2 separate regions of the Homo sapiens genome follow, and region 2 is linked to region 1. Evidence: read pairs that join two places in POLR2A ChIA-PET (ENCODE). Cell type or tissue: GM12878. All regions are shown on one strand. Each heading gives the region's core, and the rest is flanking DNA. Links, peaks and the distances in the headings are about the cores only.

Region 1 (16,029 bases), core at 2,669-10,668:
TTCTGTTCTTTTTAATTGCTCAGCAGGTTTCACATTTGGAAGAGGGTAGAAAAAATGGTTCTCATGTTTGGGATGGGGTTAGACATTTTGAAAAAAGAGGAGATAGGATCTTTAACCTAAAATGGGCTATAGAATTTTAAAAATCGAACACAGCAGGGTAAACTTTTGGCCTCCTTTGTACTTCAGCTTGAACTGGTGCAGCATTTGGGTCTCATTCTCTTGCCTTGCAGGCTCTTTTTCTGCCTGTTGGGTCTGTTGTACCTTTAGTTTAAGAGTTACCTGTGAATCAGAAAAGGTAGAGGGGTCATTATAAGGTATGAGGGGAGAAAGCACAAAAGTGGATGCTTAGGATTAAATTTGGATGCTGTATTTCCGAAGAGACTAGTAGAGAAGATTTCAGATTGTTTTTGTCATGTACTGACCCTGATTTATTAAGATAGAATAGAATAAAGGACACAGGGCAGATGCTGTTTTCAGAAACAATGGTTGTTTATTTGGCTAGGTTAGTATTTTGCAGGAACATAAGCTTGTAATTGAGAAATAGGTAGAAGAAGTAACTCAGTAGAGGACAATCTACCAAGCCTCTGGCAGAAATCCTGTCAGCTATGAAAGATGTCACATTATTGTCCTTCTTCTGGAAGTGGCAATATTAGTGGCCAGCTTTATTGGTGTTTTCCATTTATTTTCAGCTTTTTATATGTGAGGGGAAAGCTTGTGCAGATATGTAAGTATCATGTATGAAGTAGAAAATGGTTTTCGGTCATTACTTTTCTAAAATATAACATTAACTTCCTAAGCGTTTGGAATGCTGTTCATAATTTCTTTTTTGGCAGTTTTTCTACACTTCATGGAGTAAGTGTATTAAGCATATCAATGAACTGTGTATATCATCTGTTTGCAATTTCCTTTCTGGCAGTATAAGGGTGAAAATCTTCTAACTCAGTATTAGTATTATCCACAGGTGAGAGTGTGGTGTTTTATATACACCTTAGTATGCATAAAGTCTTTTGTGTGAGGAGTTGCCACATGGATCTGTTGGTTATTTATTTTGTGTTTTAAAACTCCATCTGCATGTCAAATAAAATAACAACTTAAATAGGTGCCAAACTGTTTTACAGCACGGTTTAGTTTGAGATCAGTTACTACTTTCGACATCAGGGTAAGGTATCTTATGGAAGTAATAAAGAATTTCAATAAGTAGATAATAAAGAATTATAAGTCACATATTTCTTGTCTCAAACCAGATTTCTTTGCATCTAACTTTTTCTTCTTGGTGCTGAACACAACACCTAAAGCCATGTTAATTTGCAGTTCTGTTGTAATGAATTATCATGAAAATCTGAGTTCTGTCATCAGAAACATTTAGGGGCCAATTCATTAATCTTGTACCCAAACCTTTCTTTTAGACACACCCACACACACATACACACACATGCACACACTCATGTAAAGGATGGCAAAATATTGTTTCAGTTCAGTGAACAAGGACTTAATAGCTTTCTGTGTCATGCTTATATATCAACTTATCTTTGCATATGTTTGACTTAATATTATTGCCAATAGCATGAGAGGTATTTGTGAATATATAGATTCCAAGAATGTGAGCTAGCCTTAAGGGTTAGACTAGCTAAACTACCCATTAAATAGGTATAAACTACTGCAGCCTTAGAACTAAGGATAGAATTTCTTTCTGTGTATTAATTAATCATTCTCAACTAGTAACTTAATGGTTTGTATGATTTAGAGAAGTAACGCTAAATTTCAACTAAGTGCACAAATTTAAATGTAGTAAAATTCTTCTTAAAATGGTCCAGTTGGCCAGGCACAGTGGCTCACGCCTGTAATCCCAACACTTGGAGAGGCCAAGGCGGGTGGATCACCTGAGGTAAGGAGTTCGAGACCAGCCTGACCAACATGGTGAAACCCCGTCTCTACTAAAAATACAAAATTAGCTTTGTGTGGTGGCGCATGCCTGTGGTCCCAGCTACTTGGAAGGCTGAGGCAGGAGGATTGCTTGAATCCAGGAGGCGGAGGTTGCGGTGAGCTGAGATCATGCCATTGCACTCCAGCCTGAGCAACAAGAGCGAAACTCCTTCTCAAAAAAATAAAAAAGAAAAGAAAAGAAAAAAAAAGTCCAGTTAATTTCATAGCTTTAGCTCTTAAACTCTCATTACTAGACTTATCTATTAATCTGATATTTTAGTCTATTTGTATTCTTCCGTAAGCCTTAAACATTGTTTATTTACTTCAACTTTGATGGGATATTTATAATGTTGTCTATTGGCTCTAGTGAGAAAGTGTTTTTATTTTTTATAAAGTAAAATATACTGCATTTTAATTTTTAATTAAGATTTATTTTCAAATAACTCACTATATTACTTTATTGTGTGCATTACATTTTAAAGAAGATTTAAATAATTTCTTTTTAGGGCCATAGATACAATCAATCAAAACTCTTACAGAGGCTGACAAAATATTGCTTCAGTTAGGCAAGCATAACCTGTACAGCCTTCTGTGTCATGCTTATCCAAGCAATAAATTACCTTTTTAGACAAAAATCATCCTCTGAAATTGCTTTAGCTGTTTCTGAAGTAAAGGTATTAAATGTATAGTATTGGGAACACTTTATTTTGCCTTTTACCAAATGCAATTATTTTCCACTTGATAGCTAACATCTCAAGAGAAAAAGATAGGTTTCTTATATTTTACTGTTTTCTCATTCACAATAAGTCTAGTTTTAATTTGCCCCCACTAAAGGTTCTTCCCACTCTATAACTTAATTTCATTGTCCTCTTAACCTAGAAGTCTTTGTAAAAGTAATCTTAAAACATCTGAGAAATAGTCACCAAATTTGAGTTTACTGCCTGATGTCATTTCCTTGAAAGTTATTTCTAAAGACAGATAAAAGTCATTTTTTGAAGTTTTGATAAAATACAGTTACTTCTTATTCACTGTTCATCCTTCTTGGAATTTCATAAATCAAGTGAATAACAAGTGCCTCCCATTTTAGTCTCTCCTGAGAAATATGCTAACAATATCACACATATACAAAAAGGTTACTATGTGAAGAAAGTAACAAGGAAGAAATCAAATGGAAATTAAGTGCCTTTGGGACTTACAACTCTTAGGAAGCTTTGAAATCTAGGTCAAAAACATCAAAGAAAGACTCAAATTCATGCTCAGGTGAATGTAACCACCACTTGATTTGTGCGATACATGCTGAACAAATTCTGACATAGAAAGCTATGTATTTAGCTTATTTTGATTCACATTAACTTTAGTCAGCTTTTGTGGGTGTATGGTTCTTTTTTCAAATCTGAGGAAAGCCATGAACCCTATTCCCAGGGGGTAAAAATGCACCTAAACAGAAACACACAAATCTTGCATAGAATTTCAGAAAGTTTGCAAACTCAGTGAAGCCTGCTCACTAAATATACTGGGATTTGTATGAGTCAGGACACCAATGTTGCAAATAAGAGAAAGCCAACTCATATTATCTTAAGGCAAATATCAATATATTGCCCATATAGCTGGGAAAACCGTACAATAACTCAATGGCTGTAGGAAATAATGCCCACAGGAACTGGGTCTGGAGAGTCAGCATTACCAGGATGTACTCTATCTGCTGTTCACTACTGTGGGAATTATCTCTCTTGGCACAGTAATCTCATTTTCTCCTGCTGTAGAGATACCTTCCTCACATGGTGGAGAACTTAACTTGCCAGAAGATCTGGCTTAGCCACCCTAGGAAGAAGTTCCCCTGAGCATCTATGTATCAAACCCAGAGACAAATTCTCTCTCTGATTAGGACACTTGATAATCCACTAATCACTGTTGCTCAAATTAATCAAGTCTGAGTCTCATAGTTTCCTCTGTGGCAGGAAGGCAAGAGAGGCAAATTTTGTAACTAGAAGAAAGAGAATGTAATACCTTAAACACTATCACCAATATCCACAACTTCCAGTATCAAGTATCTAAGACCACAGAGATAATGGTGAGAAATTACCTTTCTCAACTTCTGTCTGACAACTATTTCAAGTTTCAGCCAAACAAATGTGAGAATGTCAAAGAAGGAAACGAGCTGGCAATTAATGGATAAACTAAGGCAATGTGAAGGGGGTAAAACAGTGTCAGTGCTGCGCTGATAAATTTGCTCTCTAGGAAAGAAAATACATACACGTATATATTTTTGAAATATACTTTACTAACATAAAGAATAAATGGCACACAATTATTAAAAATGATATACTCATGAGGTTTATGATTTTCATATAGCCAATTAAATCTCTTCTAATGCTTTTGCTGACTTTTGCTGAATTCCTGTATCCTCCCTAAATTATGGTTGCAATTAATAAAAAGTGTTCCATAAACATGAGTGTTGGCTGATATTTTCTTTTTCATTAGCAAGTAAAATGTCAGAACTTCACTCATTTGTCAATGAACAACTTCATGTGAGCAAATTCTTTACTAAATTGGATAATCAAGTTTTTGAATACAGACATACCTTAGAGATATTGTGGGTTCAATTCCAGACCACAGCAATGGAGCAAATATCTCAATAAAGCAAGTCACACAAATTTTTTGGCTTCCTAGTACATATAGAAGTTATGTTTATGTAAAACTGTAATCTATTACGTGTGCAATAGCATTATATCTAACAAAATATACATTTTATCTAACAAAATATACATTATATCTAACAAAATATACATAATTTAATTTAAAAGTATTTTGCTGCTAAAAATTGCTAACAATTATCTGAGCTTTCAGCCAGTGGTAATCTTTTTGCTGGTGGAGGGCCTTGCCTCAAGGTTGATGGCTGCTGACTGATCAGGCTAGCAGGTTGCTGAAGGTTGGGGTAGCTGTAGCAATTTCTGAAAATAAGATAACAATGAAGTTTGCTGCACTGATTGACTCTTCTTTTCATGAAAGATTTCTGTGCAGCATGCAATGTTGTTTGATACTATTTGGCCCACAGTAGAACATCTTTCAAAATTGGAATCCTCTCCAACTCGGCTGGTGCTTTATCAACTAATAATATATTATTATATTAATAATAATATTATGTAATATTCTAAATCCTTTGTTGTGATCTCAACAATGTTCACAGCATCTTCACTAGGAGTACATTCCATCTCAAGAAACCATTTCTTCGCTCATCCATAAGAAGCCATTCCTCATCTACTCAAGTTTGTTGATGAGATTACAGCAATTCAGTCACATCTCCAGACTCTATTTCTAATTCTAGTTCTCTTGCTATGTCTTCCACATTTAAAATAACTTCCTCCACTGGAGTCTTGAACCTCTGTAAGTCATTTATGAGGGTTGGAATCAAGTTCTTCCAAACTCCTACATAAATATTGATATTTTGGCCTCCTCCTATGAATCACAAATATTCTTAATGACACCTAGCAGAGTGAAACCCTTCCAAAAATTTTCAATTTACTTTGCTCAGATCCATCAGAGAAATCACTAATCTATGGCAGCTACAGCCTTATGAAGTGCATTTCTTAAATACTAAGACTTGAAAGTTGAAACTACTCCTTGATTCATGGGCTGCAGAACAGATGTTGGGTTAACAGGCATGAAAACAACATTACTTTCCCGTACATCTCCATCAGAACTCTTGGGTGATCAGGTCCATTGTTAGTAAGCAGTAATATTTTCAAATGAATCCCTTTTTCTGAGCAGTAGGTCTCCACTGTGGGCTTAAAATATTCAGTAAGCCATTTTGTAAACAGATGTGCTGTTACCCAGGATTTGTTGTTCCATTTCTAGAGCACAGGCAGAGTTGATTTAGCATAATTCTTAAGGGCTTTGGGATTTTCAGAATGACAAATGAGCATTGGCTTCAACGTAAACTCACCAGTTGCATTAGCCTCTAATAAGAGAGTCAGCCTGTCCTTTGAAGCTCTGAAGCCAGGCATTGTCTTCTCTTCTCTAGCTGTAAATATCCTAGATGACATCTTCTTCCAATAGAAAGCCGTTTTATCTACTTTGAAAATATATTGTTTAATATAGCCACTTTCATCTTTGATCTTGGCTAGATCTTCTGGATAACTTGCTGCAGCTTCTACATCAGCCCTTGTTGCTTCACCTTGTACTTTCATGTTATAGAGATAGCTTCTTTCTTTAAACCTCCTGAACCAACCTCTGCTAGCTTCAAGCCTTTCTTCTGCAGTTTCTTTACTTCTCTCAGCCTTGATAGAACTGAAGAGAGTTAGGGCCTTACTATGCATTAGGCTTTGGCTTAAGAGAATGTTCTGGCTGGGTCGATCTATCCAGACCACTCAAACTTTCTCCATATTAGTAACACGGCAGTTCCACTTTCATATCTTTTAGGTGTTCACTGCAGTAGCACTTTCAATTTCCTTCAAGACCTTTTCTTTGTATCCACAGCTGGGCCAACTGTTGGTGCAAGTGGCCTAGCTTTCAGCCTATCTCAGCTTTTGACATGCATTCCTCACTAAGCTTAATCATTTCTAGCTTTTGATTGAAAGTGAGAGATGTGTGACTCTTCCTTTCACTTGAATATTTAGGGGCCATTATAGTGTTATTAGTTGGTCTAATTTCAATATTCTTGTGTATCAGGGGATAAAGTGTTCCGAAGAGAGGAAGAGAGACTGAGAAAGACCAGTCAGTGGAACGGTCAGAACACATTATTGATTAAATTTGCAGTCTTATATGGATGTGGTACACATTACCCCTCCAAAATTACAATATTGACATCAAAAATCACTGATCACAGACCGTCATAACAGATATAATAATAATGAAAAAGTTTGAAATATTGTGAGAATTACCAGTGAGCACATGTTGTTGGAAAAATGGTGCTGACAGACTTGCTTGATGCAGGGTTGCCACAAACATTCAACTTGTAAAAACCGCAGTATCAGCAAATCGCGATAAAACAAACTACAATAGAAAAAGGCTGTGCCTAATACTTGAAGGATAGTTCTTTGTGCTATACATCATGTACAGCTAGTCATGACACCTTTATGTGTGTGTTTTCTTGTTTTGAGACAGGGTTTCACTTTGTCGCCTGGGCTGGGGTGCAGTGGCATGACCATGGCTCACTGCAACCTTGAACTCCTGGGCTCAGGTGATCCTCCTGCCTCAGCCTCTCCAGTAGGTGGGATTTCAGGCATGTGCCACCATGCCAGGCTATTTTTTATTTTATTTTTGTAAAAACAGGATCTCACTATGTTGCCCAGGCTGGTCTCATACTCCTGGCCTCAAGCAATCCTCCTGCCTCAGCCTCCCAAAGTGCTGGGATTACAGGTGTGAGCCACGATGTCTGGCCTATTATTCATTATTAACGTTTTCTCTTGATCTTAACTCTACAAAATCAGGAAAGCAATAATTCAAGCCTTAATTTTTCACTTGGCTATTTCTGTTGTGTAAATTCTCCCACTACAGCTGGTTTTAAGCTACTGACAGGACATCACTGAACACAGAGATGTGCACTAATACCCCAATCTATATTATTTTCACCATACAAGACATACATAACCTCAAACACATACATAACAGTAAAAAAGGGTAAAATAATAAGTAAAGATTTTTGAATATTCACTACCTTCGTTTTATATATCACCTATTTTATTTATTTATTTATATTTTTTTCTGTGACACAGCCTCAAGAGGTCCTGATGACATGTGCCCCTATATATCATCTATTTAATTGTAAGTTTATATACTTTATTTTTTAATAATGGCTGTTATTAGAAATCATTTAGCAAAATTCCAAAAATTTAACAATTGTTTTGTGAGCCAGTTCAAACAAGTAACAGCAAATCATGAAAGATGTTTTGCATGATTCTTATGAAGAAGATTTAAATTAAGAAACAATAATTTGAAGTTATTATTAATAACTTAGAGAGCTGACATGTAAAATCAAGATTCAGCCACGGCATCCCTGTGATTTATCTAAAACAACATACTCAGTAACTATATTTAGGTGAATATCCAGTGTCAAACACTAAAATTTGAATTGCTTTACTTTATAATTTGACAAGTTTTAGATTATTTGCCATTTTGGATTTTCCAAATGTATAATGTCATGTCAATCAATGAGAAAAATAAATGTGTCAGATTAGCAATTTACAAAGAGGAGAGGTAAAGTTTGTTAAGATCAGAATAGAACTACGGTTAGATTTTCACAAATTAACAAGAGAAATCAGATAAAACTACTGGACTCACTCTTGTCTCTTACATGAGAGGGGAGAAAGTAGGTAAACTGGAAAAACTCATCATCACTAGATAAATGATAGTTTATTTAAAGAGTTCTTTATGAGAAATAGACTGTAAAAAGCAAAAAATGGGGCCGGGCGCAGTGGCTCACGCCTGTAATCCCAGCACTTTGGTAGGCCGAGGTGGGCAGATACAAGGTCAGGAGATCGAGACCATCCTGGCTAACACGGTGAAACCCCGTCTCTACTAAAAATACAAAAAAAAAAAAAAAAAAAAAAAAAAAAAAAATTAGCCGGGTGTGGTGGCAGGCGCCTGTTGTCCCAGCTACTCGGGAGGCTGAGGCAGGAGAATGGCGTGAACCCCGGAGGCGGAGCTTGCAGTGAGCCGAGATCAGGCCACTGCACTCCAGCGTGGGCGACAGAATGAGCTCCGTCTCAAAAAAAAAAAAAAAAAAAAAAAAAAAAAGCAAAACATGCTCTGGAAAAGGAGATAGGTTTTTATAGGAATTCAAAAGGTGTACTAACTCCTAGAACTGAGATTCAACTTGTGAGAGCTTACAGAAAAAAGAGTAAGTTCCAAGTAAAAAAAGTCTAGACTCAAATTGATTTGCCTGTTATTGGCAAATAACTCCTGGGCAAATTATCCATCTGAATTTTATTTCCTTGTGTAAATGGGGCCAGCAATACTTACCCCATGAAGTTTAAAGGTAACGCACATAATGTGCCTGGCACAGAGGAGGCATTCAATAAGCATTAGTTCCCTTGTTCACCCAAGTGAACTGTCAGTGTGGGTGACTGTCAGAGGTGAGAAGCACCTGTCAAACATCCCCAGGGCAAAATCCACCCCAATCCAGGTGACTTGAGTTATTCTTTGATGCAGATTCCTAAGCAAAACACCTACGTGTACTCCCTTAGTTTCCAATTTGACCACATCCTTGGATTATATTAGCTATCGGAACTCTCTGGAGAGGTTCTCAGGATTTTCAGAGTAACTGTTCACTGTTTCCGGTCCATAACTGTCTTATTCATCCTTATTGCTATTCATTGCTTCCTTGGTTTTCTTTTCTGTGTAACCTGGTTGCAGTAGGGTTTTTTTTGTTTTTTTTGTTTTTAGATGGAGTTTTGCTCTTGTTGTCCAGGTTGGAATGAAATGGTGCGACCTCAGCTCACTGTAACCTCCGCCTCTTGGGTTCAAGCAATTCTCCTGCCTCAGCCTCACGAGTAGCTGGGATTACAGGTGTGTGCCACCACGCCCAGCTAATTTTGTATTTTTTTTTTAGTAGAGATAGGGTTTCACCATGTTGGTCAGGCTGGTCTTGAACTCCTGACCTCAAGTGATCCACCCACCTCGGCCTCCCAAAGTGCTGGGATTACCACTTTGGGAGCCACCACACCCGGCCACAGCAGGGTTTTGAGGTCACCCTTTTCACCCAGAAATCTTAATCTGCGTGTGTGTGTGTGTTCTAATCTATAACACCTAGGACATGATTTATTAAGGCCATAGTCCTTAGAGAATTGTAAATCAATTGGAGATCTACTTAAGTAATATCACTTAATTAAAACAGTCCCCTCATTCTGAAGGGTGGGGGGAAAAAGAGGGCAAACATTCCTTAGGTTAGAAACTTTCTATTCTCAGTAAGTAGAGTTAGAGGGCATTTAATTCAGGGCATATATTGCCAGCTGCTGTAACAGCCACCCATAATAATAAAAGAATTTGTCACTCATGCAAAGTCCAAAGGTATTTTTTTCCTGATCTAGTAGATGGGTTCTCCTGTGCGGTTCCTTCCAGTTTGAGTTTCTATTATCTCAATCTGTAGCATCCAAGGTCACCTTGGAAGATGGAGAGATGGGAGGATTGCTACACTCCTTTGATGTAAGCTAGTTAGACCACCCTGCCCAAATAGGTAGAGCATGTAAGCTCTTTCAACATCAATGAGGAAAATGAAATAATTAGGTGAACACATAGCATCGTCATGCTACAGATTGATTTAGAGAGATATTATGAAATATTGCCTCCTCCCCATAAACCAATGACTCACAGATTAACAACCTTCCCCTAAAGACAAACATGAAATTTAGAAACTCAATTATATTTTCACAGTGTAGAATTTCAGCATTACCAAATTTTCTGGCATATCCATAAAGTTCAATGAATTACTCAGAAGAACAGACATAACTTCAAACAAAGTAAAAGCTCTTGTTTAAGAAATCAACAATCTTTTACAGAGTACTACAACAGAATTAAAATCATAATAATATAGAACTTAACTTTAGGGCAATAAAATTACATTAAAAAGTAATTCTGTAATTCCTATTTTAAGCTTGGGATAGCCAGAATAACTACTGTTTTTCCATGCAGTTTTAAGCACAGTATATACCAAAGTAATAATTTGTAATATTTTGTCTGTGATATTTCTCTCATCAGTTTCCTGTGGTAAATAGAGCAAAGAGTAATATATAAAGATTAAGAAACAATGGCTTGTATTTTAATTATATGATCAGAAGATTTAAAGAAAAAGCCAGATCTCATCTATTTTTCTTCCCTTTTTTGAGGCTAAATTACATTAGGCAAACATGTAAAGGGTTTAAGTATCTTCTGTGTACCTTCTAACCACTAGATGTTGAGCGATAATTGATGTTCCTGATATGAATTCCATAACCTTATGCTCTCTAAATTTGAATAGTTAGCCCATTTAAGATTTAATGAATAAAATAATATGTAAACAAATGAGCATATTCTATGATTGTATAGACAGATTATCTGGTAAATAGCCAATGGGGTACCTCTACCCAGAAGGCAGACATGTCACTTAAAGAAACACAGTTAAAAAACATGAATTCCTTCATTCATCCTTCTGCCACTCCTACCAATAAAAACAAACACATCCCATTCAAAGCAGAACATTTAGCTCTCTGTTAGCAACAGCAAGAACACTTCCCCAGCAACAGGAAAACTCGAAAAGGACATCTATTTTTAAAAATAAAATGTGAAGCCCTCAGCATTTTGCTGATTTAGTGAACAAGACAGAATACAAATCTTATCCATCGAGATTAGGTGAACATCCCATAGATTTCAAGAACAAATAGCCTGATTTTACATGTCTTTTATTTGATAATTTGATTTGTCTTTATACACCAGGACTTTTCTTGACATTTTTGCTGATTTTTCTGTTCATGGATATTTGCACATATGGCCATTATAAGGTAGGAGGTGTCTCATTTTAAATAGAAAGGTGGTAATTCAAGGAGTTCATTATCATACACAAAATAGTTCACAGCAGTTTGTGCCACTGCTTGGTAGCAAGGTTTTTGTAAAAAGGTGATGATGCATATGTTTGTTGAAGGAAAGTGATAAGAAAATGAACTGCAACTTACTTTCATTAAGTATAACAGTTTTAACACGAAAAGAAACCTTATGAAGCATTTGATCTTGAGCCACAAGGCATTGTCCAATGATTACAATAATAACCCACCGTATTAATGTAGACAGTATATTAGTGTTACTCTAATTATATGTTTTAATTTCATTACTTTACAGAAAAGGAAACTGAAGCTCAACAAATGGTGATCTTTCATTTCCAAGGTTTAATCTCATTAAACAGCAAAGGCAAGGCCACAGTGCAAATCTTTCCACGCTTGTATTCTTTTTATTCCACAGCCAATATTATGGGGCATGTGTGTAACATCTCTTCCATTTAATTGTATATACATTTATTATAAATAGTTTTCAATTTAAAATTTTCATTCAAAACAAAAAGATCACCATATATGCAAGGGTGAAGACATGCCAAATTAACTGTGCAAATTATCATATTATCATTTAAAAACAACAGCAATTCTTAGAATAATCTCATTATTTTACCTCAGTTGTTAAAATAGTAAAACAGGAAGCAATATAATGACAGCCTTTGATTTCACCCTTCTTCTGTAAAAATGAAACCAGCTGAGGTAAGCCTTAAATATAGGCACGTATTAAGCTTCATCTATGAGTACTGATTCCTTTTCTCATTTCCTTCTTTGGCTAAAGGCAAAAACAGGAGTTCAAGGACCCACCACAACATTTATGATTCACATTAAAAAATGAAGGACAAAGATGGTTGAAAATTTTTAGTTCTTAAAGTTAGCTTAATTAATATACTTGACACAGTACACACACAATTCTGTATCATACAACTTCACATGACATATATACGTACATATAGATAAGTTTATACATATACACAGTTATGTATAAATGTATATATATAATTTTTTCTTTAAATATTGGCTCTTCTACTAGCTATGTAAACTTCAGCAAAAAATTTTAACTCTCTGAGCCTCAGTTTACTCATTTGTAAAATGGAAATAACAGTTTCTATCTTATAGGATTATTGTGAAGCACTTAGAACAGCTACTAGCATATGGTAAGACTTTAACAAGTATTAGGTAATTAGGTATTATAGAGAAATCGATTACATATTATATATCAATATAAATATCTCTATGATTCAAGTGAAGTTTATTCAATACAATGATCAGTTGTTTGGGTCTACAGATAAATATGTAAAGGCAATTTTGTTATGTACTTCTCTTTTCCTTTATGTTTTAGGGCTATGAAACTATTCTGTATGATACTATAAAGTGGAGACCTGACATAATGCATTTGTCAGAACTTGCAGAACTTTGCAGCACAAAGAGTGAAAATGTATGCAAATTAAAAATCAAATCATTTAGGAGGTAGGCAGATCTCAGGAAAGAATGCTGACTTTGACAAGAGAATTTAAATGTATTGCAAACATATGAAACAACCTCAATGAAAGGGTTGGGAGAAAAGGTGCTGAACTAAGTGACTTTAGGAATGATTTGTCTATAAGACTGAAGGGACTGCATGTAGGCAATGTACTCTAGTTGATAAATTTGTTTCCAATGGGAGTATGGGTTAACAATTCTGAAATTGCCATATATGTATTTTCAAACTGAACAATTAAGTAAATGGATGGTAGATGTTAGGTGTCAGTTTCTCACTGTTGAAGTGGAAATTACATACAGATAAGCTAGGGGAAGAGACTAGAATGATCCATCTGATAATGGATTAGAGTTGGAGATACCAGTATGAATTCACATTTAGCTTAATATAAATACAGATGATTACATGCAGAAATATTTATACATAGGCATATATACATGGGTTAATATACAAGTATTTAATTCCTTGCTGTGTCAGCTACGAGGTCTTAAAAGAATTGACACTGAAGCAGCAAACAGCACTTCTTGAGCCCAGATTTTGGTTTCTGACACCATTCTCCAATAAAAGAAACCAAGATTTCTGAAAGATATGGCTAATTCTAGGCCTGGGGCATGATGACCCCAGAGCATCTTATAGTACTAGAAAGTAACCATGTGCTTAAAAACAAAACTAACCAAACAAAAAACCATACCACATTGATGGGAGTATATTAAAAGGAAATAGGACAACTAAGAGAGCTCCAGTGGCCAAAGCTGGGACAATTTGAACAACAAAGTAGTATTAGATTATAACTCAAAGTATAAAACAAATATTTATATGTCCATACTCATATACATAAATGATTAAATAAAAAGGGAGAAAAGACAAATCTCCCATGCAAAAAAAAAATGCCACATAATTTATCTACATATTCCACCAGCAAAAGGAGAAGCAGAAATCCCCACTCTTTAAGTGTGGGCTGCACATAGTGATTTCCATCCAAGGAGGATAGCATAGAACGGGGGAAAATGGTAACTTTACAGTGGAGAAACTTGACAAACACTATCTCATTCAGGTGATAAAGGTCAACATCACCAGTGATAAATCATGTTGATAGTATGAATCCTTGATAGGTAATGTGGTGCAAATTACTAAACCTCTAGTGGCCTCTAAGGGTAGTGATCTACTGTAATGGTCTTTTTCAAATGTTAAATATAATACATGCAAAATGTCTACCACCAGTGCCTGGCCCATAATAGATACTGAAAAACAGTATCCATAATTAAGAATTAAATGTTTGAAAAGTGCTCTAAATTTTTGTTTTCAAAATGATTGACTGAGGTGTCATTGATGTAGTAATACCTCTTAATTATTTTATAGACTTTTACAAATTTATAATGTGGTTCTTTCTATTTAGATCTTTGCATTGTGGAGCTAATATTGAAAGCATTTGTGTACATTATTATTTTGTTATGGCTGCATTTGTTAGTAAAGCCTCATATTATTTCTGCTTCTGTCTTTCTGTCTTGAGTTGGCTCAACATTGCCTCAAAAAGAATCATGCAAGAAAAAAGTACATGCTGGGCTAGACTTCAGAGTACTCTTAAATGCTCTGAGATTTCTGCTTACTACTGCCCTATTAAAGCTGTAAAAAAGAATCGGGATATCCAACTCTTATCTGTTCTTAGGATGTCTCCTCTGTTGTCAATGCATGATTTCAATACCAATTTGCAGGTTTTGACACCAATCCTTGTTAATGAGTATATAGTATTTAATGTTCAGTAGAGATGGTAGATGACACTGACAATATTGCATTATGAAGAAACTGGAGTTAATAGAATGCTTTAAGACATCAAAAGATTAAATGACACAACTGTTTGCTAGATGCAATTTGCCTAGGAGGTTAAAGGCATACTTTTCCTGCTTCTCAAAAAGCAATTAGAGCCAATTTGTGACAACCTGAATATGTAGAAGAAATTGTTTTTGTTTCAAAACTAAAAAACAGGCAACTTGGATATTCCGAATTTTTGCTTGTAGGTTTAGAAATCACTGGCAGTGGCTTGTTTAAAAGCATCTTACGGCCGGGCGCGGTGGCTCACGCCTGTAATCCCAGCACTTTGGGAGGTGGAGGCGGGCGGATCACAAGGTTAGGAGACGGAGACCATCCTGGCTAACATGGCGAAACCCTGTCTCTACTAAAAATAAAAAAATAAAAATAAAAAAAATTAGCCGGGCATGGTGGCAGGCGCCTGTAGTCCCAGCTACTCGGGAGGCTGAGGCAGGAGAATGGCGTGAACTCGGGAGGCGGAGCTTGCAGTGAGCAGAGAGCGCCACTGCACTCCAGCCTCGGTGACAGAGCGAGACTCCGTCTCAAAAAACACACTTGACTTTTGCCTCTTACCTCTTTTTGTCATGCTTTCCTGTGTTAATCAGACAGACTGGACACTGCTGCTGAGGAATCAAACCTTTTGCAGTAACAGTCACAGATGCATCCCTTACGATAGCTTGCTTTGTTTTAATTTCTGATAGCCAAAGAACCAGGCATCTCAGATCACCCTGTCCCAGGTTTCCTCTGTAACAACTGATATGAATAGGATGTTTTTAAGACATGGAATCTGTATCAAATTAGGTGCTTTTTTTTTTTAAGCTAGCTGTTTCTATAAGCATTCTCTTTTCCAACTATATAACTCCTTAATTTCCGTAAGTCTCTTAAATAGTATACCTTATTCGCTTTGTTGCTTCCCTTCCTAGGAAATTAACTTTGACTCATGCCCAAGATGTATTTAAGAAAGTGAAGGAGGCCAGGTGTGGTGGCTCATTCCTGCAATCCCAGCACTTTGGGAGGTCAAAGCCTGAGGATCTTTGAGGCCAGGAGTCCAGAGACTAGTCTGGCAACATAGTGAGAACACATCTCTACAACAAATTTAAAAAAAGGAAAAGAAAAAAGGTGAAGGAAAAGGCATAGCTCACAATTTTGTCCTAAACTTTTCTGTAGCATTCTAGTGGAAGTAACAATTGTCATACACTTCAACATTCCAGTGGCAGAAGTGATGTTCCTATTAATTGGAAGACAAGAGAACACACAATGGCCAACTTTTAAATAATTTAATCTTTCAACACCAAGGATTTTGTT
Region 2 (16,029 bases), core at 2,613-10,612, 67 kb after region 1:
CCCACTACCTTTTCCCCAATTTTCAGGCCACTGATCTTTCTGAACACAAAAAAGTAGAGAAGTACATTTTCTTAAGTTGCCAAAACTATCCCTACATAAAATCCGTTTAAAAATTAATTATTTTGCAGCTGGTATACTGTTTTGGGCTGGGAAAGGGGAGGGGCAAGAGGGAGAGTGTCCAGTAAAGACAGTTTGACTCACATGAAACACTAATTTTATAGTTGTAGAGTTTCATTGAAATATGGCAGCAGCATACCTGTACATTTGCAGTTTTCCCACATTCTAAATAATTTTTGCTGATTAAATTTTTGAGGATAATCATTTTTTTGGGAGTGTCTAATTTTGTTAACTTGAGAAATAGTGTTTGGCTTATAGAGTAGCACCTCAAATAAGGTTATTTATTTACTTGAGGATAATGAAGGGATGTTACATTGAGTATTCAACTGGAATTAAACTGGAGAGATTTTACATCAGAAAACTACTCAGTAAGATATTTTGATTTCCTTTAAGTGCTTAGAAGAAATGAAACGGGAAGCCAGGACTATTAAGATTGATAGAAGATTGACGGGTGCCAATATAATTGATGAACCTCTCCAGCAAGTGAGTTTCAGCGTGTGGTATTTGAATTCTATATATTGTGTTCTAGGTATATTTCTTTTGAAGATACCAGGAAATACTTTTTGCTCTTTAAATAATATCCTGGAATTTCTTAATGTTATCCTTGAATTTTATACTTGAAGATGCTTCCTTATTTATTAACTCACTTCTAATGAGGTGGTTTACTTTATGTAAAAGCCTTTCGATTGAATTTGGATTTAGAAAAAAAGTTGTTATTGACATTTGATAGTGTTTCTTAAAATTTTACAGTTAAAGTGTTACTCTTTCGTTGATGAACAAGCTTAGTGGTGTGGTAAATCAGACTTTTTTTCCTACTTGTTACCTTTTAAAAAATGGAAAAGAAATATCCGATGCAAAAACATTAAAAAATTAGAGATAGGTAAAAAAACTATGCCCCCTGAAATATTTTTCATTGATGTTTGATTATATGATTATAAAAATGTGTACTTTAGAATTTTAACATTTATTATTATTACTAATATTTAGTTTATCTGATTTGTAAAAATTATACATTGAGTTGTATTATGTACTATTTATTGTCTGAATACTGTTGGCAGTATCAAAGGTATTAGTAGAAATAAGTGAACTCCTGTATCATTTTTATAATTAGACTGCAATGGATCTGATGATATAATCTTTAAAAAAACTTTTTTTGTGGAATTATAGTCTCTATTATTTTACATCTCATTCCATTAAACTGATTGATATTATTTATTAGATTATAGCATGGAAAGTTTCTTTTTTTTCTGCAAACCCTGTCTTTACCTGGATTTATGTGGGACTTGGCCATAGATAGTGTTTTATTTTATTTTTTTTTTTAAATCTAGGCAGTAGGTAAGTTGGGATACCAGAATAATTTAAAAATGTTTGAAATGGTTTTTAGTATGTTGATGTTTTTGTAATGAGGGCAGGTATTTACCACCATAAATTAATACGTAGAGAGTAAATATAAATTGGTAGATACAGCATACTTTTTTAGTTTACCACTGTAACTTTTTAAATCCTAAAATGTTGTAATTTTTTTTCCAATATTTTTGTTATAGGTTATCCAGTTTTCCTTGAGGGATTATGTCCAGTATTGGTATTATACACTAAGCGATGATGAATCTTTTCTTCTTGAAATTAGGCAGACTCTTCAAAACGCACTCATTCAGTTTGCTACTAGGTAAGGACACGACATTGTATTTATGCAGAAAAATTTAGATGTATGGTTTGTACCAGTAAGGAAAACAACTTTTAAGGGGAGGAATTGTTTATTAAAAGGTAAGTAGAACAGCAGATTATTACTGTGGGATAACTCCAAGATTTTACAACTAGAGCTCTTAAAACCTTTAAATTACCCCAGATTTTAGGTTTTTACAGAATGTTATTTTGATTAAGCCCTGCTTTCTAAGTCTGTTTGGTAGTTTTTTCTTTAGGGTCCAAATCAGGTGACTTTTCAAATCTGTTACCCCACTTATTGCTACTTCCCCCCTCCCCCTTCCCTAGACCCTCTGTTTTATGTGAGTGCTATGAAAATAGATTAGTTTCAGTGTAACTGCTCTTCTCCACATAGTTTTGCTGTAACCCTTCTCCTAATTATGACACATATCTATTGGAAGTCCTCTTGGACGAGAAGGGACCAAAGGAACATAAGTCAGTGGAAAATATTCAAGTTTATATTTTTCAGAAAAGAAGTATATTTTGGTGAGTTTGTTTTAACAAACTTTTTTTGTCAGATATACTAAAATTCTTACTTTACAAACCAGCTATATACTGCTTCCCATATGATGAAAGTGTTTTGACTTCTATTCTTGTACTTAAACTGCTTGATTTTTTTTGATGGGAGGCTATTTCACACCTGTTTAAATTATGTTTACTTTCATTTTTATTTTTGAAGGCTTTTTTTCCCCTCCATCCTTGATGTCTAACTTTTTGAAAGCCTTTTAATGGGCAACGTTATGTGAAAGGGAATACTTGTGTTCTAGAAATTATTTATTTTTGAAAGAAAGATTTTATGTTTGGATGAGTTTGTAGATTTTTTTTTTTTATTCCATTAAAATATGTTGCTACCATCACACGCAAAGATTGCCCTGCTAGGTATTTCCAGCCATGCTGCCCTCTCAGGCCCTTTCCTCTATCTCCATTGATTATAAAGCTTTAGATTTGGAGTTGGCTAGAGGAAGGGCATTGGATGTGTTTCCCAACCTCATTGGGGAGCCTGGCACAAGTTTTATGATTTGAACAATAATTGTTACAGAGATAGATTTGTACTCCTCATCCCTCGTGATTAGGAGCAAGAATTTACAAAGTAGCCAGCCAGAATTACAGATGCAGACTCACTGTGGAACACAGAACATATAATTGGTATAATCAAAGAAAGTCAGAATTTGAATTTAATCTCTTTTATTTCATATGCACCATTATTGAGTGTTAGGTATTCTTTCAGATAACTCTTCTAAATATTTTTTATTGCTTTCTATAGCAACACTATCCTGATGACTTTTTTTTTCTTTGAAAGGGTGAGAATAGGAAGAATTCATTATTCTTGTGCCTGACTATTGAAAAATATATAAAAATGTGTAACACATTTTAGACCTGGGAAGAGATTTGAACTAGTAATCTGAAAACTTGAGTTTGCATTCTAGCTCCACCTCTAGCTATGGGACTGTGAGCAAGTGTCTTTAAACTCTGAACCTTGGTTTTTCTCATATGTAAAATAAGTGTAATAATAACTGCCCTGTTCTGTGTTCCTCTCAGGATAATTGTCAGGATCAAAATTCATCTTATTCAACTAATATTTTGGGCATACTTTGTACCAACCAGATGCTGGGGATACAGCAGTGAATAAAACAAAGTCCCTGCTCAGTGGAGTGAAATGAAATACCTGTGACAGTGTTTTGAAAATTGTGAAGGAATTTAGAAATTTAAGTTTTTATGCCATCCAACACCCATAATTTTACTGATGAGGAAGCTAAGGTCCAGAAAGGTAAAGTGGTTAGTCTAATGTTATCTAGTGAGTTAGAATCAAATTGTTCTTAAGTTTGGTATTTTTTCTCCTACCCAATTAAATATTTTATAATCTAGGTTATTTATCTTAGTTTCCTGCTCTTCTTTCCTGTTATTGCAATACTTTCCCTGTTTTTGATCCCCTAGTCACCTTTCTTTTCACTGTAGGTATTAAGTTTTTTTTTCTTTTGAAAACATTCAGTGCTATCAAGCTTAGTGAAAAAGCAAGGTTTTTTCCATCCTACACTGATCTAAATTTATATCTTTGCTTGACCATTTACCTTAAATTTCTGGAAAATTAAAACAATACAGATAATAACTACTTTAGAGGCTGCTTTGAGGCTAAAAAATGGTATCAAATAAAGTTCTTAGCGTGCAGTAAAACTCATTAATTGTTGGTTTGTTCCTTCTCTGTTAATGACTTTCCTACATTCCCTTTTTCTATTACTACACAAATATATGACTTACTAGAGGCTCCATGACTTCCGGTGCCAATATCAGGAAGATTAGTCTGTTTACAATCATTCATATACTTCAGAAAGCCTTATTCTGTGCTGTCTGCTGTATACTGTGAAACATATGATAGCAGCAAAAACTATCACCTCTATTCTTTAACTTACAGTCCTTTATAGGGCTCTTAACAGGGGCCCACAAACCTGGAAAAAAACTGTGGTTTTTTTTTTTTTCCTATCCAGTGGTTTCATAGGTTTGATTTCTTTAAAGGGTCATGAACTCAGAAAATGTTTAGAACCCATGATTTCTAGTGTTTGTATTTATTCATCAACTTTGAGAAACAATTAGAGAATGTCACTGTAAAATGAAGTGCTTAATTTTGAAAGATGGGAAGAAAATAATGTATGTTTTGAGTCCGAAGCTGTTGATTTGAGCTTAGCTCTATTACTTCTTAAGCTCTTGGCCTTGAGTGGACAAAACACATACATTTTTTGTCTGGAGATGATAACTTATATCTCCTTATGAGGTGGTTGTTAGGATTAAATGACATCATGTGTGGGAGAGTGCTTTGTAGTCATAACATCTTATTTAGTATTAGTACTTGTTATTCCAGTACCAGCTTGGGGAAGGAAACTTTCCTCCAGCACCCTTGAGTTCTCCTTCTCTGTGGAATTTGGGTGTGGATTAGACGGGAGCCTTAGGGAATGAATCCTGGATAACCCATGTATTTTTATTCACCCTCTAAATAAGATATTATAGTGTGATGCAGACAGCCTTGGCCTGTGTCAGAAAATCTATAATTCTATCTCTACTGTTAAGTTTTAGTGTATCGAAAAGAAAATTTTTAATGTCTCTGTAAAATAGTAATAGTAATTCTTGTAGCAAACTTAGAGTTGTAAGGGGAAAATGAGATGATGTGGGTGAAACATTTAGTAAAGTATTTGCCAACCAGTAAATGACATTTTTAGCAAATCACTTGACTCTGTGCCTCTATAAGCTGGCACATAGTAAGTGTTCAGTAAAGTTAACTTCTCTGTTATTATTGTTGCTATTATGTTCCTAGGTTGTGTACACAGATTCTTTGACCCTGTCTTAGCTCTTTTTTTTTTTTTTTTGTAGAGCAAGGGAGGTGGAGAGGGCAAAATTAAGGCACATGAAACATAGAGAAATAAAACAATCATTTCTGTGGTATTGAGAGCGGTTTGTCATGTAGCGATAGAGTGAACCACAGTAGCTGATGAAGACCTGAACGGAGTTGAGACCAAAACTGGTTTTCAAGAATGGGTTATTTGGATAGATAGAGAGGAAGGACATGTTAGGAAATAAGAATAGTATGAGCAAATTTCTAAAAAAGAAGATAAGGATAGTGTAGTAGAAACTATAACAAGCAACCTTGTTGTTGATCTTGAAAGTGAAGTGTGGGTGGTAAATCCCTCCATCATTGTTCCCCTTAACCCAAGATTAGCAGAAAGTACATAATATATTCTTTTTTTTTTTGAGACGGAGTCTCACTCTGTCACCCAGGCTGGAGTGCAGTGGCATGATCGGTGGAGAGCAGTGGCACGATCTCGGCTCACTGCAACCTCTGCATCCCAGGTTCAAGCAATTCTTCTGCCCCAGCCTCCTTAGTAGCTGATATTATAAGCGCACGCCACTACACCCGACTAATTTTTGTATTTTTAGTAGAGACGGGGTTTCACCATGTTGGTCAGGCTGGCCTCGAACTCCTGACCTTGTGATCCGCCCCCCTCAGCCTCCCAAAGTGCTGGGATTACAGGCGTGAGTCACTGTGCCCCCCAGCGAAAGTAGGTATATGCTAATGCCACTGTGTTCCTAACTGAAGGATCTTCCTGTAGAGGGAGGAGGGATAGATACATAGGTTTCAGGATTCGCTGGCTGTGATACTAATGATATAGTATCACAGGGAATGATAGGGAATGTGTTCTTGAAGTTTTACCAATTTTCTTACTACCTTTTGCCATAGAAATAATGAAAATAAATGGTATATCCCTACACTTGTTAAAAGGCAAACAAAACTCAAATAGTGGACATTTGCAACAAAGTTTTATCCTTTTTTTTGTTTTACCATTTTATATTCTTTGCTATATGAAATTTGGGTAAAAACTGACATTACTTGGAAAGACAGTTATTATATTTATTACAGTACAGCAAAAACAATTAGAAACTAATTTAAAATTAGAAATTTTATCTAAATATTTAAAAGAAGGGGAAATAGTTAATGTTTTTTGTTTTTGTTTTGAGGCAGACTCTTGTTCTGTCACCTAGGCTGGAGTGCAGTGGCACGATCTCGGCTCACTGCAGTTTCCGCCTCACAGGTTCAAGCGATTCTCCTGTCTCAGATTCCTGAGTAGCTGGGATTACAGGTGCACGCTGCCACTCCCGGCTAATTTTTTGTATTCTAGTAGAGACGGGGTTTCACCACATTGCCTAGGCTGGTCTGGAGCTCCTGAGCTCAGGCAATCCACTGGCCTCAGCCTCCCAAAGTGCTGGGATTACAGGTGTGAGCCACCACACCCAGCCTAACGTTTTTATAATCTGTAGAATAGACCTGGGGTAATAGTTCATTATTAACTGATACAATTCACAAACTATACAGTTCACCCACTTAAAGTCAGTAGCTTTAGTTAAGCATTGTACAGCTTTCATCACAATAAATTTAAGAACATTTTAATGACTTCACAAAGAAACCTTATATCCATTGTCAGTCACTTCTGCGTTTCCCCAAGCTTCTAGCTCTAGGTAACCACTAATCTTTTTTTTTTTTTTTTGTCTCTATGGATTTGCCTATTCTGAGCATTTTATATGAATGAAATAATATATGTGGTCTTTTTTCCTGTTTCTTTTACTTAACATTATGTTTTCAAGGTTCATTCATGTTGTGGCATAAATTAGTGCTTATTCTTTTTTATTGCTGAATAATATTCCGTTGAACACATACCACATTTGTTTTTCATCAGTAAATGGGCATTTAGGTTGTTTCTAGTCTTTGAATCATATGAATAATGCTACTATGAGTATTCATGTACAAGTTTTTGAGGGACAAATGTTTCCATTTCTCTTGGATATATACCTAGGAATATAATTTCTGGATTGTATGATCAGTCTTTTGAGGAACTGCAAACTTTTTCATAGTGGCTGTATTTTGTTACGTTTCCACCAGCAGTGTATGAAGGCTCCTCTTTGACCAACACTTAAGTTATTATTGTCTGTCTTTTTGTTACCATCTTAGTGAGTGTGAAGTAGTATTACATTATCGTTTGAATCTGCATTTCCCTGATAGCTAGTGATATCGAGCATCTTTTCATGTGCTTATTGGTCATTTGTATATTTTCTATAGATATGTGATTTGTTCTACAGATAGATGGTTTGTTTTCAATCATACTTTTTTCCCAGTGTCTATGAAAAATGAAATGTTCATAGACCCAATGGGAGCATATTAAAATGTGTGGAAAAAACATGGAAGTCACAAGTGGGAACTCTATTAACAATAATTTATTGGGTATTTACTGTTCCATCGTGTACAAACCATGGTAGTAAGAATTTGTTTCCAGATAGTGGCTGCCTATACAAAATTGTTATCTATAGTTGAAAAAACAATTCTTATGTTTTCGTTCATAAGAACACAAAGAATAGAAAAGAAAAATGGCAAATAAATTAACTTTTTAAAAAGTCATCTTAGGTATCTTTATTACTGACAACCAAATGTTTCTGTTTCTGGCTGTAAAGTAATATACACCTATTTTGTAAAATGTAATTTTCTTCTTTAGATTTTCTGAATTAGCTATTTTCAGCCATAGACCCACAATCCAAAGATCACTGTTAATGTTTTAGTGTATTTCCTTTTAATGTCTTAGCTGTGCATACATAGTCACAATTTTTATATAGCTAAAAATCATACAGCATATGCTACTTTGTATAGTTGTGATTCTATTTTCTATATATTTATAATTCTTCTTATATATTTTAATGGCTATAAAACTGTCTGTTGCAGGAATCAGCAAACTTTTTTCTAAAGAGCCAAACAGCAACGATTTTAGGATTTGTAGGCCACATCATTTCTGTCACAGCTAGTAAATTCTGCCATTGTAGCACAAAAGCAGCTACGGACAAAATGCAAATAAATGAGCATAACTGTCCAATAAAACTATATTTATAAAAACAAGCAGAGTACATGTCCTTTGCAGGGACATGGATGAAGCTGGAAACCATCATTCTCAGCAAACTAACACAAGAACAGAAAACCAAACACCGTATGTTCTCACCCATGAGTGGCGTGATGAGATGAGAACGATGAGAACACATGGACACAGGGAGGGGAACATCACACACCGGGGCCTCTTGGGGGGTGAGGGGCAAGGGGAGGGATAGCATTAGGATAAGTACCTAATGTAGGTGACAGGTTGATGGGTGCAGCAAGCCACCATGGCACGTGTATACCTGTGTAACAAACGTGCACATTCAGCACATGTATCCCAGAATTAAAAGTATGTATTAAAAAAAGCAACAGCACACTCAATAATAAAATGACAAGTAACCTAATTAAAAAATGGGGAAATAATTTGAATAGACATTTCACTATAGAAGAAATGTCCAGATGTTCTGAAGGACTTATATCTTAGTTTTAGTAGTTTTATTAATACTCCTGTTTACTAAAGTAGTTAACATCATGAGTTTAATTTTCTATACTTTAACATACTTAAGAAGATGTGCACTTAGCCCCATGTTATGTTTTTTCCTGTATTTTATCTTAACTAAGGTGTTCACGTCTTGTTTTTTGTACTCCTGAAATGATGACTATACTTTATGTGTGTACTTCTGTGTAAATTTTTTACTATTTTCTGAGATCTAAGTCCTTCAGAACATCTGGATATTGGAATCTCTTTGAAGCATTGAAATATAGGATATAGGACTGCACTTCTTAAGCAGTGTTATAGCTCACTAAATACCATTTCCTTTAATACAGTCATATAAAACTGCATGCCTAAGTTCGTTTCCACCAATTTGCTTATTACTTCTATGAATCAGGATGTTTTGTTTTCTTGTTATGGTAGAGTAGAAAGAACACTGAACTGAAAGTTAAGAACCCTGTTTGTTTTTGTTTTTGTTTTTGTTTTTGAGACAGAGTCTCGCCCTGTCGCCCAGGCTGGAGTACAATGGCGCAATCTCGGCTCACTGCAACCTCCGCTTCCTGGAACCCTGTTTTGTTTAACAAAACCTTGGTCTCACTGTGTCTCCTAGAATATGTAATTTAAATTCTGGCTCTGAAATTACAGGGAATTGTGGTAGTGATTTGAGAACCCTTTCAGTTCTAAAATAGTAAGATTCTCTGGTCAGGTTGTTACTAATCTTGATTTCTTTTCAATCATGTTTCCTCCCAAAACACACACTAACATACTCCATCACACTCCACATTTTGAATACCATTTGGGGAGTTATTTTTTTTTAAGTATATAGGATTGCTAATTAGAGTTAATTTACTTTGGGATTAAAGTACTCTTCATATCTATTGTTTTATTAGTAGGGGTCTTATAGTAGGATAACAAAATTTATTTAAACCTTTTAATATATTTCTAAATGATCAGAAAGAATGCTTGATTCTAAACATAAAATACATTTACTAATCTCTTCTCGATGATTAAAACCCTTGTATCAATGAAATAAAAAGTTTTTGTACAACCAGACTATTGCTGTTCTTTATAGAATGCTGAAAACAATAAATCTGTAGTGTTATGAGTTTGATTTTTTTTAAGTTTTCTGAAGTGTAAGTTCTCCCACCACGTTCAGTTTTAAGCTATCAGCATGAAGTCACTGAACATGGAAATAGGAAGAGATGTACACAATTGTTTGCCTACTCCAGCTCACAGTTGGAGAGGATACAGCTAAGTGAAGAGGGGGCAGAGGCAGATTTGTAAACCTGAAGTAATGAGTTGTATTTCCTTGTGTGGTTGCTAATTTAGCTCCTATGAAAGAATTCCCCGTATATTTTTGAGGACTATGGTAGGGGGTACTCATACATTAACTTTAAGTTCAGGAATGTTTGTGAAGAAGGTCAAATTAGTTTCATTATTTTAATCAATACTGACAACTAAATCCTTAAAGTGGATGATAAAAGGAGACTCTGGAGAGATGGTTATGGTAACATGTAGTATTTATGACTGAATTGACGTAGGGGGGATTGATTTAGTGGATTCAAAATGAAGCTTACAATTCTGTGCCTTTACAATTTTACCCAAATTCAATTTCAGCCTGAGTTTTTGACACCGTTAACAAAGTAGTTCTTCAAGGACTCTGAAGGATGGAAACAAGTAAAGGATTATGTATTTAGAGTGAAGAGTAGTATATCCTTTCTAATAGTGAATTAAGAGGGGGACTTAGTATCTGATTCAGAGACTCAGGAGAAGGAATTTTTTTCTTTCACAGATAAGCCACTCAGTTGCTTTCTCTCAACAAAAAAAAGTCTGAGTCAGTTGATCAAAAGGCCTTCTAATGGAGTAAAACTTTTCTCAAAATCTACTCAAAGTTACTTGTCAAAAATCTACCCAAGAAAACTAGGAATTCTATTTTAATGATTTTTCAAAAATTTCTATTTTTTTTACATAGAAGATAAAGACCTTTTGTTGAAGATTAATACATATTATTATAATTTTATGTGATTGGTTATTATATTGATCTTATTAACATACCTTTAAAAAGGCCAACTCTTAACGTGCGTGTGTGTGTGTGTGTTTGTGTATGTGTATATGTATATACCTTTTCCCTTGAGATTCCTTTCAGTTCTAAAATACTAAGATTCTATGGACCTCTGTGTGTGTGTGTGTGTGTGTGTGTTGTACATATAGTGTCTATGTATACCTACACATTATGCAGTATATAGTATACTCTACCATTCTTACTGTTTTTAAAAAAGGTCTTCGTAGTCATTTCTCTGAAAAACTAATGTGGCATCAGGAGCATAACATTTATTATAGGATTGTTTTCTGTGGAAAAAGCAGCTTTTACTTTTATCATTTTGACATAAGGCACCTTTTCCAGGAAAATATTCTGCCATGAATGTGAAGATCGCCTTTACTGCCAAGCGATCACCCTCTCCTCTAGTCAGGCAAGTCTACAAGATGACCCTTGCATATATATTTATCATGCTCATCCCCCTCTTCTGCTCATTCCTGTGTCCTTTCTTCTCCCATATAAATACTGCTCTTTCATCAAGATTTAAGTGTAGCCTCTTTAATGAAGCCTCTTTAAATTATGACATATTCCTTAATCTATAGTCTTTGTGTGTGTGGTTCTCGTCAACAAAATTTTAAGCTGATTTTGAAATGGTTCCTATTCTGTGCTATTGCAGTGAAAGTTCTCTTAACTGATGTTTGGTTAGCCAGTGCTCTCCATTCCCTTTGTATGCTGTACTGACTGATAACCTTAGCATTAAGACTAGGCTCTATTACATCTATCCACTTCTGTTTCCACCCTTGGAGTTGTATGCTTATCAAAAGTCAGTTGTGTGATACCTGGACCCCACCTCCAGAAAATCTGATACAATTAGTCTGTAGTGTGACCTGAATATTGGTGATTTAGAGGAGACAGATAATCAAACACGTTGAAATAAAAGTTGTATTTGTTTTTGAGCCTAAATATCCCAGTTACACTTTTTATGATAATCAGGTCGTTTAATTAACAGTCAACTTAGATTGAAGAAATATGAATATGACAAGGTAGTTTCTATGAAAACCAAGTCACTTGCTTTGGAATTACTCGCAGCTGGTTGAAGAGTGTAATTGAATTAAGTGAGCGAAAGGCAGCTATGAAATTTGAAAGTCTTCAAGGACTCTGCATGCAGATTTGTTCACAAATGTCTTTATTGCCATGCCATTTTAAAGAAACTGGAAACCATAGGTTTTGCAGTGTAGGAACAGTTCATAGTTTTTTCAAGACCCAGGTCATGTTAATACCACTCAGCAGAGCCTTAACCAAAGAAAAAGTCTTATTCCTACACAGGAAGATTTATATAATTGAACTTAAAGTGAAATATATTCATGGCTCCCTCTTTTGATCGAATGTTTAAATTTACCTACTGCCCAATTACCAGTTTTTTATACACTCCATCCCTGTGTATGTATATGTGTGGTTTTATGTAGCTAATATAATCATAGACTCAAAGATGTAATGAGTGTTGTTAGAGAAAACAAACTTTGGGAAATGATGTGACTTGCTGAATTTCATAGACTGGCACTGATGCCTTTGATTTGAGTAAAAGACCCATCATTTGGGGGAGTCTTTTGTTAGAATCAAAGGCATCTGTGTCAGTCCAGTGCGTTTTCCAGAAATACTTGATTTTGGTAGTGTTTTGTGCTACTGATGATGAGCTGTACACTGCTTAGAATAGATGGAACAAGTGAGGCAATTTACAATCCTAAACTCAACCACATATTTGGGCCTTTACTTGCCTTTTTAAGGGATTGGCATTAAGTAGCCATGGGACAAAAAGAGCTTCTCAGTACATATTCTACTTTAACACTTTAAGGAGTAAGGAAGCAATTGTTGTTTGTGCCTCCTGTTGCCATTGTCCAAACACCCATTGTAAACAGTGCTCCGACCCTGAAAAAGGAATCAATAAATCAATATGCATTGAGTGCCTCTAATAATGTTTGAATCATTACTTTTCCTTGGGGGATACAGCTATGAATAAAACAAACACAGTTGGCTGAGTGCAGTGCTATGTGCCTGTACTCCCAGCTACTCAGAAGGCTGAGGTAGGAGGATCACTTGAGCCCAGCAGTTTGAGGCTGCACTGTGAATATGCATGTGAAGAGTCATGGCATTCCAGCCTGGACAACATAGCGAGACTCTATTGAAAAAGAACAAACAAAATGAACAAACAAAAAAACAGACACAGTCAATCTGTGCCTTACTGAGATTAATGTTCTAACAGCAAATAATTCAACTGTAGGTTGTAAGAGCTATAAAAAGTGGAAAGTTTGGTATTATCAGAATGCATAACTGGAGACAGGGCCTAGTCTGAAGGAATAGTGGAGAGGGTGGGGGTCAGTGAAGGTTGGCATGTGGAATTGACATTTTAGATGAACTTTAATGTGTAAGTGGGAATTGTCAAGTGAATGGGGGGAGAGAAGGAAAATTTATGGAGAGTAGGCAATGCCAAGCAAATTTGGTAGAGGGAATAGTCTGTCCAGAGGCACTGAGAGTAAAAGGGGCATATTTGCACTTGACAAATGGAAAGAAAGCCTGTGAATCTGCATAACAAAGAGGAAGGGAGAGGGTGAAATAGATGGTGATGAGGAAATACACAAGGGCTTTCCGTATGGAAGATCTTAGAGAAGGTGTTTGTGCTTAGTCCTAATAATAATGGGGTGTTATTGCAGTTTTAAAGCTGTATATATCCTATTTTAAAAATTTGACTGCTTTATGGAAATTGGAATGCAAGGGAAACGAGTGGATGTGGGAGACCTGTAAGTAGAATGGTGGCGAGGGATACGATGGTGGCATTAGAGACAGAGATGAAGGCATGCAAAATTTATGTTCAGAGAGACACACTTTATAGTTTTGTTTTGCTTTTGTGCTTTCAGTTAAAATTTCATTAGTTGTTTGCATTCCTAGTTAACCTTCTTAATTTTTTCTTGCAACCATTCTGTCAAGATATATAAGCTTCAGGGGCCTACTATAAATGTTTTCAAGCTAGGGTTAATTGTATCACTTTTTTTGGCCATATAGGGATTGTGTTCTTTTATTTTTAAATTCAAGAAATTACAGCTTATTAGTAATAATAAAGCTCAAGTGTCGGTAATAAGATGCATTATGTAATAGCCCGGTTGTTTTACTAAGAATTCTATGGGGGAATATTTTAAGCAAAATGAAAAAGAGTTTTGACTGTTGGCATAATGTAAGAATAATTGATACTAAGAGCTCTAATAGAAAGCTATGTAGTAAATGCAGTAGAAGTATGGCTATTACATAAATGAAATATTTCTTACTCATTTTCACATTGCATTTATTACATATTTATCATGTCATGATTTTAGAAAGTACTTCACTGTCATCAAAGTATTTTCCAATTTTGTTAAGACAAACATTATTAGAAATTGTTAGTATATATCCTAATTTATAAATGGGAAGAAGTGTGCTATTGTTCTTCCTAATCTAGAAAGTTCTTTTGAGATTTATATTAAGTTTGCATGAAGTCAGTGGAAATAAGTCAAGCAGAAGGAAAATAACCTCAGAAAGAGATAAGATATCGGTACTGTTTTTCCTATTTTTCCTACCCTCAACATATTTCTGTATTGAAAATAGAAATCTGTACATCAAATTTAAAATAATTTTGTATGTATTTGCATTGCTTGATAATTTTATTCGTTTAAAATGTCATTACATCCTCTATAATGAATCAAGATGGATTTAAAATGTCTTCTAAATTGGTAAAATTTATTTTGTTTGAAAGTTTCAGTAAATTAAATAAACAGCATTGTAGCATGAAACAGGACAGATGTAACTTGAAATATTATATATTCTGCTTTCTTCTAAATTTGTCAAAATGAACCTTTTATGGATTAAATGAGCTATGGCCTATACTAAGTAAATTTTGTTTTTATAAAATTTTCAGTATGGATGATTTTGAATAAATATTCATGTAAAGATTTTTGAAAGATGCTTACACAGATTGTGATTTATTTTTTTAAATAAGAAAAAAGAGTTTCTAGAGACTGCTAGGTTTAAGTTTTTATTTTAGGTTTATGTTGAGACTGAATATTGTTACCAAGTTTAGTTATATGCTTATATGCATGGCTCTTATATTCTAAATAATGTTAATTAATTCATCCTCGGATTACTGAGCTTAGGGATCCACCTTTTTATGTTAATTTGTTTTCGTGTTCATATACTTACGGCTTTCTCTTTAGTTTCATGTATACAACAAACCTTAGTGTTAATAACTTATTTTTTTACTTGAAAACAGCCATTTATTTTTCAACATCATACTGACTCTTTAAGGCTTTTTTTTTTTTTTTTTTTTTTTCAAAAAGTAACAGTAATTAAGTCAGCATCTTCACTAGCCTTTTTATTGTATGTGTGGGTAATTACCATAATGAATTATGGCATACTTTTTTGGTTCCTCCATTGTCTAGCATCTTCATGAATAGACTCTTCGTTTTCTATCTACTTGGTATGTTCCTGGGTGAATTAATTTTAGTGCGATTTTATGAAAAAGAACATTATATTAAAAAATCACCCAATCCAAGGAGAGATATAAATTGTTTTTGAGTTATCTATTGTGTTTTTTACCTGTTACACTGGTATACTGAATTAACAGTATCTTTTGAGGTCTGTTGCTTTTGAGATAGAGTACTAGGTGACTTCTTAAAATTAGTAATCACCTTTTTCATGAGTATTCTAAAGGCTTTTATATGTGTGATATTTTATATCATTCTTTATACCATTTCCTTGTAATTAGTTATTTCTAATGGTTAAGGCTTTTTTTTTTTTTTTTGATGAGATAGCTCTGTTCCCAGGCTCGAATGCAGTGGTGTGGTCACAGCTCACTGCAGCGTTGACCTCCTGGGCTCAGGTGATCCTCCCACTTCAGCTTCCCTAGCAGCTGGGACTATAGGTGCATGCCACCATGCCTGGCTAATTTTTTGTAATTTTTGTAGAGACAGTTTCACCATGTCGACTAGGCTGGTCTTGAACTTCTGGACTCAAGTGATCCTCCTGCCTCAGCCTCCCAAAGTGTTGGGATTATAGGCGTGAGCCACTGTGCCTGGCCATGGCCAAGTTTTTAAGTGCTAGTGTATTCAAACAGAACGTTCAGAACATGTGTTGCATAGCTAAAAAGATGAATGTGGAGAATTCAGAAAGAGTTCAGAAGAAACCAAGAAATGTTTGAAATGCTCTTTTAAAGCAAACAAAACTATTCAGAATTCCTTATGTATTCTTATGTTGGGGCTG

Evidence for each region. ChIA-PET counts read pairs that join two places held together with the same protein. Peaks named below come from ENCODE experiments on the same cell type or tissue, not always from the same donor. Only the 100,000 strongest peaks of a DNase experiment are listed, where the experiment ranks them.
Region 2: POLR2A ChIA-PET joins it to region 1 with 6 read pairs; 4 of 35 experiments call an interaction of 5 or more read pairs at or near these places.

Annotation. Positions count from the first base shown.
Region 1 is chr7:17,942,920-17,958,948 of GRCh38, reverse strand. No RefSeq gene overlaps it. Among named protein-coding and RNA genes, the nearest start is that of SNX13, 10 kb to the right of the region's middle. In GM12878, for the core only: no CTCF peak of the experiment used is centred there; a DNase peak (open chromatin) is centred at 6,368.
Region 2 is chr7:17,876,117-17,892,145 of GRCh38, reverse strand. It overlaps SNX13 (sorting nexin 13), which reads left to right. Exons shown (of 26, transcript NM_015132.5): 4 at 511-600; 5 at 1,662-1,783. Among named protein-coding and RNA genes, the nearest start is that of SNX13, 56 kb to the left of the region's middle. In GM12878, for the core only: no CTCF peak of the experiment used is centred there; no DNase peak of the experiment used is centred there.